Regions from separate parts of the Homo sapiens genome. Here region 2 is linked to region 1. Evidence: read pairs that join two places in POLR2A ChIA-PET (ENCODE). Cell type or tissue: A673. All regions are shown on one strand. Links, peaks and the distances in the headings refer to the core of each region. The heading gives the core; the rest is flanking DNA. Region 1 has its middle 480 kb from the start of LINC02630. Region 2 has its middle 320 kb from the start of LINC02630.

Region 1 (5,388 bases), core at 82-5,081:
GGGGAATCATGCACACTAGTGTCTGGGCAGACAGGGCTGCCAACATTGGTCTCAGCATTAAACCCAAAAGATATCCTGTAACTCAGCTCCAACACCCCCTCAGCTATGCTCCTAGTTTAGTACTGCTTGGAACTCTTGGGAGATGCACCTGGATGGGCTTGCCATTCTCCATCCCATAACAGTTCCCAAATGGGTTCTGAATCTCAGCTCCAGCCTCATCTCAGCCGTGGTCTGGGAACAATTCTGTCTGATTAGGGAACTGGCTGGGAATATCACCCACCCATGCCACCAGGTCAGGCTTGCCAACATAATTCTTACAGCATATTGTGAATTAGCCCTGAAGCTTGAGTTAATTAGCCCCTCCCAGCTGTGGTCTGGAAGCAGTTCTGCCCAGCTAGGATTCTAGTGGGAGACATGCCCATCTGAGTGTCCATGGGAGGCTTGCCAAACTTTGTCCCAAAGTGGATCCTCAAATGACCCTGGATCTTATGCCCCTTTTGTGTAGAGATTGATAACAGTTCTGCTTGCTTGGGGACCCAGAGGGAGACACGTCTAGCAGTGCCCCTATAGGTAATGCCCTGACTTTGGTCCCATTATGGATCTTGAATAACCCTTAAAAATTGGCTCCAATCTTTCTCAATTACAGTCTAAAAATAAGACTGCTAACCCAGAAACCTACCAGGATATACGCTTAGTTATGATCCTGGAGACTGGCCTGAACTTCTCAGTCTCAGCTGTGGGCCCTGAAACAACCTTGAATCTTAATTCCAGCCATCTCAAATCATGGACCAGGGCAGTACAACCAGCCCAGGGCAGATCATCCAACCAGTGATCCAATGGAAGCTCTCTCAGAGACTCAGAAAAGGCCACACTCATCAGCATACTGGGTAAATTCTGAAGCAGTACATCATATCAATATCAGCTCCACATACTAAGATCTTAGAGATGGTCCAGTTCACCCAGGGACCAGATAGAACTCATGCCCAAGAGAACCCCTGGAAAGAGGCCTGTTGATTATGGTGTCTACTGCAGACCCAATATCAGCCACATGACCTGGATCTAATACCACTCTACTGCCTACTGCAATCCCAGAGGCAATCTCCTTAATCCAAAGACCTAATAGGAGAGGATTTTAACTTGGCAAATCCAGTCTGTAAAGCCTGAGAGATGAGTTTGCTCCTTTCAGCGTATAGACATCAATGCAAAGCTACACAGATAACAAATAATCACACAAACATTATACCACCAAAGGAAACTAATAAAACTTCAATAAGTGACTCCAAAGAAATGGAGATGTGTGGATTGTCTGAAAAATAATTCAAAAGAATTATCCTAAAGAAGCTCAATGAGATGCAAGAAAATACACATAGACAACTAAGTAAAATTATACAAATATTAAATGAACAAATAAAGAAGTTTAATATAGAAATAGGAACCATAAAAAAACTCAACAGACGCCCTAGAGCAGATGAATAATATGAAAGAACTGAAAAACTGAGTTCTAACAGTGGACTTGATCATGCAGAAGAAAGAATTAGTGAACCCAAAAGTAGGTCACTTGAAATTAACCAATTAGAGCAATAAAAAATAATGAAAAAAAGTGAAGAAAGCATAAGAACCACCAAACATGAATATAGGCATCCCTTGGTATCCACAGGAAATTGGTTCCAGAACCCCTCATAAATATAAAAATCTGCTAACACTCAAGTCCCATATATAAAATGGCATAGTATTTGCACATAACCTATGCATACCCTCACAATATGCTTTAAATAATCTCTCCATTACTTATAGTACTTAATACAATGTAAAAGTTATATAGTTATTATACTGTATTGTTTTCTAGTATTATTTTTATTGTTGTATTGTTATTTTTATTGTTTTTTAAAAATATTTTCCATCAGTGGTAGCTTGAATCCATGGATGCAGAACAAGCAAATATAAAAGATCAACCGCATACAAACTACTGGAATACCATAAAGAGAAGAAAGAGACAAAGAGGTAGAAAGCTTATTTAAATAAATACTGCCTGAAAACTTCCCAAATCTTGGGAGTGATATGAATATACAGTTTCAGGAAGGTCAAAGCTGTCCTAGCAAGATCAATTTTAAAAAAGGAAGACTTTGAGACACATTATAATCAAATTGTCAAAAATCAAGAAAGACAGAAAAGAGACTCTTGAATAAAGGAAGAGAGAAGAAACTTGTCACATAGAAAGAATATTCCATAAGGCTATCAGTAGACTTCTCAACAGAAAGCTTGCAACCAAGGAGAGGGTAAAGTGACATACACAAAATTCTAAAAGAAAACCAATCAAGAGTATTTTGCCCAGTAAAGCTGTCCTCCATAAATGAAGGAGAGACAATGATATTCAAAGACAAACAAGCTGAGGGAGTTCATCACCAGGAGACTGGCCTTACAAGAATGCTTAAGAGAGTTATTTGAATTGAAATAGAAAGATAGGCTGGGTGGGGTGGCTCACGCCTGTAATCCCAGCACTTTGGGAGGCCAAGGCAGGCTGAACACAAGGTCAGGAGTTCGAGACCAGCTTGGTCAATATGGTTTCTACTAAAAAATGTAAAAATTAGCTGGGCATGGTGGCGCATGCCTGTAGTCCCAGCTACTTGGGAGGCTGAGGCAGGAGAATTGCTGGAACCTGGGAGGTGGAAGTTGTACCACTGCACTCCAGCCTGGGTGACAGAGCAAGATTTTTTTGTCAAAAAAAAAAAAGATAATAAGTAACTACGTGAAAACATATTAATGTATAAAATTCACTGGTAAAGGTAAATATATAGTCAAATTCAGCATACTCTATTACTGTAAAGGTGGTATGTAAATCACTCTTAATTTTAGTATAAGAATTAAAAGAAAACTATTAAAAGCAACTATAACTATAAACAATTAGTTTACAGATACACAATATAAATAGACGTAAAGAATGGACCAATAGCATAAAATTTCGAGAGAAATAAAAGTGTAGATTCTTTGTATGCAATAGAAGATAAAATACTATTAGCTTAAATTAGGGCATTATAACTATAAGATATTTTAATTCAAACTTCATGGTAACCACAAAGAAAAAAAAACTCTAGTAGAACACAAAAGAGAAAGGAATCAAAGCATATCACTACAAAAATCACACAAAAAGGCAGCAAGATTGGAAGAGTGGAACAAGATAACTACAAAACTAAAAAAAAAATTAGCAAGATGGCAGTAGTAAGTTCTTACCTGTCAATAACTACTTTAAATGTAGATGGATTAAATTCTGTAATCAAAAGAGATAGAGTAGCTGAATGAATAAAAAGACAAGATTGAATAATATGCTCCCTACAAGAGATTCACTTTAGCCTTAAGGGCACACATAAACTGAGAGGTAGGAAATAATAATAATAAAAAGGATATTCCAGGCAAATGATAACCACAAGAAAATGGAGGTGGCTATACTTATATCAGACAAAATAAACATTAAGTCAAAACTGTAAGAAAAGACAAAGAAGGTCACCATATTATGATAAAGAGGCTAATTCATCGAGAGGATATAAGAATTTTAAGGATGTATGCACCCAGTATCAGAGCACCAAAACATGTAAAGCAAATATTGATAGATCTGAAGTATGAGATACGCTGCAAGAAAATAATAATAGATGAATTCAAGACTCCTACTTTCAATAATGAATCAATTATCTAGACAGAAAATATTAATAGATCTGAAGTATAAGATACACTGCAAGAAAATAATAATAGATGAATTCAAGACTCCCACTTTCAACAATGGATAAATTATCTAGACAGAAAATCGGTAGGGAAATAATGGATTTGGACAACGCTTTAGGCCAAATAGACCATAGATCGACCGAACAGACAAATACAGAAAATTCCATCCAGCAGCAGTAGGGTACACATTCTTCTAAAGTGCACAAGAAACGTTCTCCAGGAGAGATCACATTTTAGGCCACAAACAAGTTTTAACAAATTTAAGAAGCTTGAAATCATATCACCTATCTTTTCTGTCCACAAATGAATAAAAGTAGAAATCAGTAACAGGAAAAGTCTTGGAAAATTCATAAATACATGGAACTTAAACAACATGCTCACCACAACCAATGGGTCAAAGAAAAAAATTAAAAGTAAAATTAAAAAATATTTTAAGACAAATGAAAATGGAAACACAAGATACCATAAGTTATGGGATGCAGCAAAACTAGTTCTAAAATTGAAGTTTATACGTCAAAAAAGAAAGATCAAAAATAAATAATATTACGCCTCAAAAAAACTAGAAAAAGAAGAACAAACTAAGTCTAAAGTCAGTAGAAATATGGAAATAATAAATATCAGAGCAGAAATAAATGAAATAGAGACAAGAAAGACAATATAGTAGATGAATTAAGCTACAAGTGGTTCTTTGAAAAGATAGACTAAATGGACAAACTTTTAGCAAGACTAAACACAAAAGAAAAAAGACTCAAAATCAGAAATGAAAGAGAAGATATTACAAATATTACCACAGAAATATAAAATATCATGAGACTACTATGAATAATTAGAGTTACACACCAAGTTGGATAACCCAGGAAAAACAAGAAAGTTCTTAGACATATACAACCTACGAAGACTGAATAAAAACAAAATGGAAAATTTGAACAGATGAATAAGGAATAAGGAGATTGAATTAATAATAATAATAACAAAATCTCCCAGAAAAGCTCTGGAACAGATGCCTTCACAGCAGAATTCTACCAAGATTTATAGAACTAATACCCTCCTCAAACTATTTCAAAAAATTGAAGAAGTACATCTAAACTCATTTTACAAAGTCAGCATCAAAACATCACATTGTACCCCATAAATATACACAATTCTTATGCATCAACTAAAAAGAAATTTTAAAAACTTATTAAGAACCCATTGGGATGGGTTTAAAAGTTATTTGGACACATTGAAATACAAGATTAGTGAGTTAAAGATCGCTAAATTTAAAACATAAAAATTCAGATAAAAAAGAATGGACTGTGAGACATTACACAGATACACAAATATATAATATATGTATATATAATGAACATATAATATATAATGTCTCATTCTATTCTATTTTATTATCTGAAAAAGATATTGTAGGAATATATATATGTATGTATACATATATGTATGTATATGTATTCCTATAACGTTCTTATAATGCAATATTTTCCTCACAAACCAATAGCTCTCTATTTCCAAATCCCTGTGCTTGACATTTAAGGTGTTTCATTGAATAGTTTACTAAATGTCCTGCAGTACCCAGGACTTTATATCCTAATGTGCACAGAGAACATTAATACTGTCTTTTAGAAACTTGTATGTCTTTTAAATGTTAGCCGTTTTTAATGATTTTCCACAAGAAATTCC
Region 2 (5,388 bases), core at 268-5,267, 160 kb after region 1:
ACGAAAAGAGTATTAAAAATTAGTATATTTGCCTGCTGAGATAAAGAATCCTGGAAGAGCCTTTTCGGAATCACCCAGGCTCTAACTTGAAAATGAAACAATTAGCTGGAGTTTTTTTCTCCTTCTCTTCCCTCTACCCTACTTTCCTCCTTTTAAAACTCAATTACTTTCTGTAGTGGATGATGCGGTATACCATAAAGATGTCCCCCCTCCAGAATTGAGGTATTCATTTTCCCAGCTACTTAGCATGTTGAGGCTGAGGCTCTGAGCTGAGCACCTCTTCAGGAATTGGGCTTAACTGAAAACTGCTCAAAGGCACAGTAGAAGCCAGGAGAAATGGAACCATATGCTCAAAGTGCTGAAAGCAAATAACCGTCAACCTAGAATCCTACAACCTGCTACATGATCATTCAAAGATGGGAAAAGCTGAAGAATTTCATATAAGCAAAGAGTAAGAGAAGTTTCAATTAATAGATACTCACTGAAAAAAAACTACGAAAGAAGACATTTCAAGGAAAAGGAAATTGAACCCAGAAAAACGAGTGAGATGCAAGAAAGAATGAATGGTAACAAACATGTTAGAAAATCCATACAACGCAGTAATCGTTAACAACCCATTACAGCATAGGGAAATGCAGCAGATGTGCTGAGCAGCAGCATCACACAAAATGATGGAAGGTGATGAGACAAAGTACTCTGAGATCCCTGAGTCAATTGGGAGGTGGAAAGAGGACATGGGTAACTTCAGACCTATGTACATTAAAACCATAAGGATAACCACTAAAAAATACTGAATGTGTAACTTTCAGACCAGTAGTGGAAAATAAAATGGACCTTGATCAATCCATCACAGAGTATTAAGAAGAAGACACAGACAGAAGGATAACATAAAGGCTGTGATGAGCCCTGGGAACCCCTTTCTGACTGAGCTATTCATTGTGGGACCAGGAATGTTGGCCATTGATGGCCAATCCTTGAAAGGAGATACTGTGTTCAAGTTTACACCCTCTCTCTGGTGACAGCCACCTCCAGTGACAGTCAAAGCAGGTGGGTGATTGCCCAGCTTCCTTGCCTCAAGATGAAATATCTCTTCAGAGCCATCTGAGCTCTTGAGCTTCCGCATGGGAGAAGCTGAGACTTTTGCTGCAAATGCCTCATAGTTCAGTTCTTCTCTTTGCCCAGTCCTGCCTCCTTAAGTCTTTTACATGTATTGATCATGAGAGCATCCCCCAATATAGCTCCTGCATATAAGTTTCTATCTTAGATTTTTTTTTTACCCACGAGCCTGGTCTAAGACAGTTATCTCATACATGCTAGGCAACAGGATAAAACATGAGCAGAAAATAGGGTATAGCAAAGGAATTTCAAAGCTAATGTCAGAAAATAGCTGTAGATTCTGAAGTGAGACTTGACACTTACACCAATGCGGCCTTAGATAAACTCCTTGAGCCTCAGTTTTTTTTTTCATCTGCAGAATAAGATCGATGGGGTAGTTAAATAGGAAGTGCTCAGTGGTGTTAGATAATATTATTCACTGCATGTGAAAATATAATACTGAGAATATCAAAAGAAAAAAAAAGCTAAAAGTGCAATGGCTTTGTTTTGCCTAAAAGACTTTGAAAGAGGTGATATTGAAAAATGAGTAGGACAGTGTCAAACAGGAAAGAGTTGGAATATGCCAAGTAGAAGAATGAATATGAGCCAAATCATGAATGTGTGGGAAATTAAATAATTTGCTTGGGATGATGTATAAATAGAAGTGGCAGGAACTGGAGCTGGAAAGATTGGAGCTAGCCTATGCAGCTTGGATTTTATTCTGACTTATGCAATAGAAGATCCCAATGCCTTTATAAATAAATGTGTGATGTAATCAGATTTAAATTTGTTAAAGGTGGTATCCTGACCCCCGTGGCAAGGATATATTGAGAAGCTAAGGAGAATCTAGAAGCCAAAAAACATACATGGAGCCTATTGCATTGGTCCAAGCTAAAGATGGGAACTGCCTGAACTAGGGCAGCGGCAGAAGAAATTGAGACTGGAAGACAGACTTTTAAAAACTCCAGAGGCAAAATGAAAGGCATTTAGGATGCATAGGTGAAAAGAAAGAAAGAAAGAGGAGTCAAGGACAGTCTCTGAGTGTGTTAACTTAAGTACGAGATTGAGAAAAGGGAAAGGCAAATTTTATCTACAGCATGATCAGTTTTAGATATTAGATTAGCAAAGAATTATATAAGGAGACTGGAGTGAAAGAGGCTAAATACAACTTCAAACAGAACAATACTGGAACAGTGGGGTCATTGTGCATAGAGAAACAGTCATCTGTCAGTGTGTCTGCAAAATGATTTTCTACCTGGTTAGGTTAGCATATGGAAAATATGTGCTTCTTTTCCCATGGAAAAAGAACACTTAGACACTGCATAACTAGTCATACTGCTTCATTCTGAATACCTGAATGTCGGTTTTCAATGGACAATTCAGACTGGTTTTCATGCACTGTTCACTGATAATTTATAATATGCACAAATAGTCTTCTCGATTAGATTTATATCCATGCATTTAAATTAAGATCCACTTAGACTGATGCCTCTGAGTCTAGCTGAAAAGATGCCAAAAGTAAGGCTTTTAAGTTTTCAGACTTTTGGGGATTAATTCATCCACCAGAAGCACAGTAATTCTATATGTCCAAGTTTGGATGTATTTGCTCCTTCTGAAAGAAACAATGATGACACTATGCTGACTTTGAAAATGAATCAAATAGAAGGAAAAGCATCATGCAAAGCCAAATTGAGATTCATTTGCACATATTTGGGACTTAAAAGATTTTTGCCATCATTTGACAGGAGCCCTGTTGGAAACTATTTATGAGTCATTTCTAGTGGGCTTTTTAAGGGAGACTCAGCTTTGAATTGCACAGAGCCCTGAAACAGACGCCTTTCTTTCTATAATTGTCTCTGTCTCTGAAGCCCCTGTCAGCAGGACAACTGCAAAGCCATCTTCAAATCCAGTGAAAGCATGAAGCCCAAGAAGAAATTTAGCACTTGAACACTCAACTCAAATGGCTCAATGTGAAAGAAGGCAGACTAGAAAGAAATTTTAAGATTTCAACTGGATACAAAATCATTCATTCTTAACACCTTAAAATGGCTGCCTGTGAGAAATTGTACCACTAAAATTGTTTATAGTATTCTTAAATATCAAATAGTTCCAGCGGCAAATTTATAGAAAATTGTAATGGTATTTCATGAAAAAAAAAATGAGCGTGACTGTCAAATTGTATTTCTTACTATCTTCCGCTCATTCAGCAATTGACCACCTTCTGGAAAGATCGGGCTGTGCGTCTGTGTTGAGGTTTCTCCAACTAATCAGCAAATATTCACTGAAGTCCTAAGGTGCTGAAATGTTCTTGATCAAAGGAAAGTAAAATGTTTTTATCATAAATATATTGACCCTTATGTTTCAAGAACAGCAGACTGTGTCACATAAAGACACTGCAAAAGATGAAGCCATGTAGAGCTAGCTATACACCTCAATCTTTGTAAATCTGGCCCAAAGTGAGTCTCCAAGGACCAACATGTCCAGCTGCTAGTGCTGTTTTTAGCAATTCTAATTGTCCATTTTAAGCTTCTAAACAAACTTCTTTTATTCTATATTTGTCTAAGTTTAAAAGTCTAGAACGAACAGAATCATATCAGTGCATCTGTGAGGTTTGAAACCTGTCCCCAAACTTTTAAAACATTTTTCCCATTGAGAGATGGTGCCAAAGTCTCTCCTAGAATCTGAGTTCTCATTACCTGACCAACACAATACCAGTGGAGGTGGTGCTGTGCCAGTTTCTAGGCCCAGGCATTACGAGCCTGGAAGCTTCCACTTACTGTTTCTTGGTACACTTTTTCTTAGAGCTCAGCCACAATGCTGTGAAGAAGCCATGCTGCCCAGTGGAGATGCACATATGGAGGAAAACCCACAGGAAGCCACTGTCCAGGGGAGTAAAGATGAGCTCTTCTCACTGAGACCTCTAAATTGAGATTCGTGAGGAAAAGACAATCAAAATATCAAAATTATCAAAGACATTAAACCAAAACAAATTCTAGAGTTATATGTATATAACTGATGCATATGCAATATATAAACATGTATTATGTATGCATATATAATTACATTATATGCAATATGTAGAATATATATTATATATACATGCTCTATAGAGAAATGTAAAACCCAATGAAGGAATTAATTAGCTGCTTAGATAAAATTGAAGAGAGGTTTCAAAAGCAAGAAATTAACTGGAAAAATTGCATCAAATATAACATAAAAGCAAAGATGGATAGAAAACATGAAGGAAAGGTAAAGAGAAAGATTTATTATGAGAAATGAGGAAAAAGCAACATTTGAATTGGTAATTGCTGAAACATCTAGATTTAAGAAAGGCATGTTTTCTCCATTAAAAAGTTCAAAGTGTTAATCCCAGCCATTTGGGAAGCTGAGGTGGAAGGATCGCCTAAAGCCAGGAGTTCACGTCCAAACTGGGCAACATAGCAAGACTCTATCTCTTAAAAAATAAAAAGGCCAAAGTATTGAAAGCAGGATAAATCAAAGGAAGTCCATCCACAATATGTTAGTCTAAGTGCAAGCCATGAAAGACAAAACGGAAATCTTAAAAGTAGCCAGAAGGAAAACACAGTTGACCTACAAATGAACTGAAATTAAGCTGACAACCTATTTCTCAACATCTCAACAACAGTAATGAAAGACAAAAGATAGTGGTCAAATATCTTCCACATACTAAGAGAAAATAACTTTCTGTCTAGAATTGCATTCTCAAAAAACAATAATTCCAAAACTAAAAGTAATTTTAGGTAAACAAAAACAGAGAAGGTGTATTATGAAGGAGAACACTACTTTCTCACTTGCAATATATCATTCATGGTAGGTTCCTCTAAAGGAAGCTAAATTAGTATAATTCTAGGCTTTCCTTTGTCTCTTAAATTAAGAAGATTGGCCGGGCGTGGTAGCTCAACCCTGTAATCCCAGCACTTTGGGAGGCAGAGGCAGGTGGATCACCTGAGGTTGAGAGTTCAAGACTAGCCTGACCAACATGGAGAAATCCCATCTCTACTAAAAATACAAAATTAGCGAGGCATGGTGGCAGGCGCCTGTAATCCCAGGTACTCAGGAGACTGAGGCAGGAGAATCTCTTAAACCCAGGAGGTGGAGGTTGTGGTGAGCCAAGATTGCGCCATTGCACTCCAGCCTGGGCAACAAGAGTGAAATTCCATCTAAAAAAATAAATAAATAAATAAGAAAATTTAGGCAAGTCCAAGGAAAACAACTTTACAAGGAGAGTTCTTCTTTATACTTGGGAGAGAGCTGCTCACAGAAAGCATATTT

The links. ChIA-PET counts read pairs that join two places held together with the same protein. Peaks named below come from ENCODE experiments on the same cell type or tissue, not always from the same donor. Only the 100,000 strongest peaks of a DNase experiment are listed, where the experiment ranks them.
Region 2: POLR2A ChIA-PET joins it to region 1 with 5 read pairs; 2 of 35 experiments call an interaction of 5 or more read pairs at or near these places.

The regions. Positions count from the first base shown.
Region 1 is chr10:36,375,726-36,381,113 of GRCh38, reverse strand. No RefSeq gene overlaps it. Among named protein-coding and RNA genes, the nearest start is that of LINC02630, 480 kb to the right of the region's middle. In A673, for the core only: no CTCF peak of the experiment used is centred there; no DNase peak of the experiment used is centred there.
Region 2 is chr10:36,217,641-36,223,028 of GRCh38, reverse strand. No RefSeq gene overlaps it. Among named protein-coding and RNA genes, the nearest start is that of LINC02630, 320 kb to the right of the region's middle. In A673, for the core only: no CTCF peak of the experiment used is centred there; a DNase peak (open chromatin) is centred at 2,768.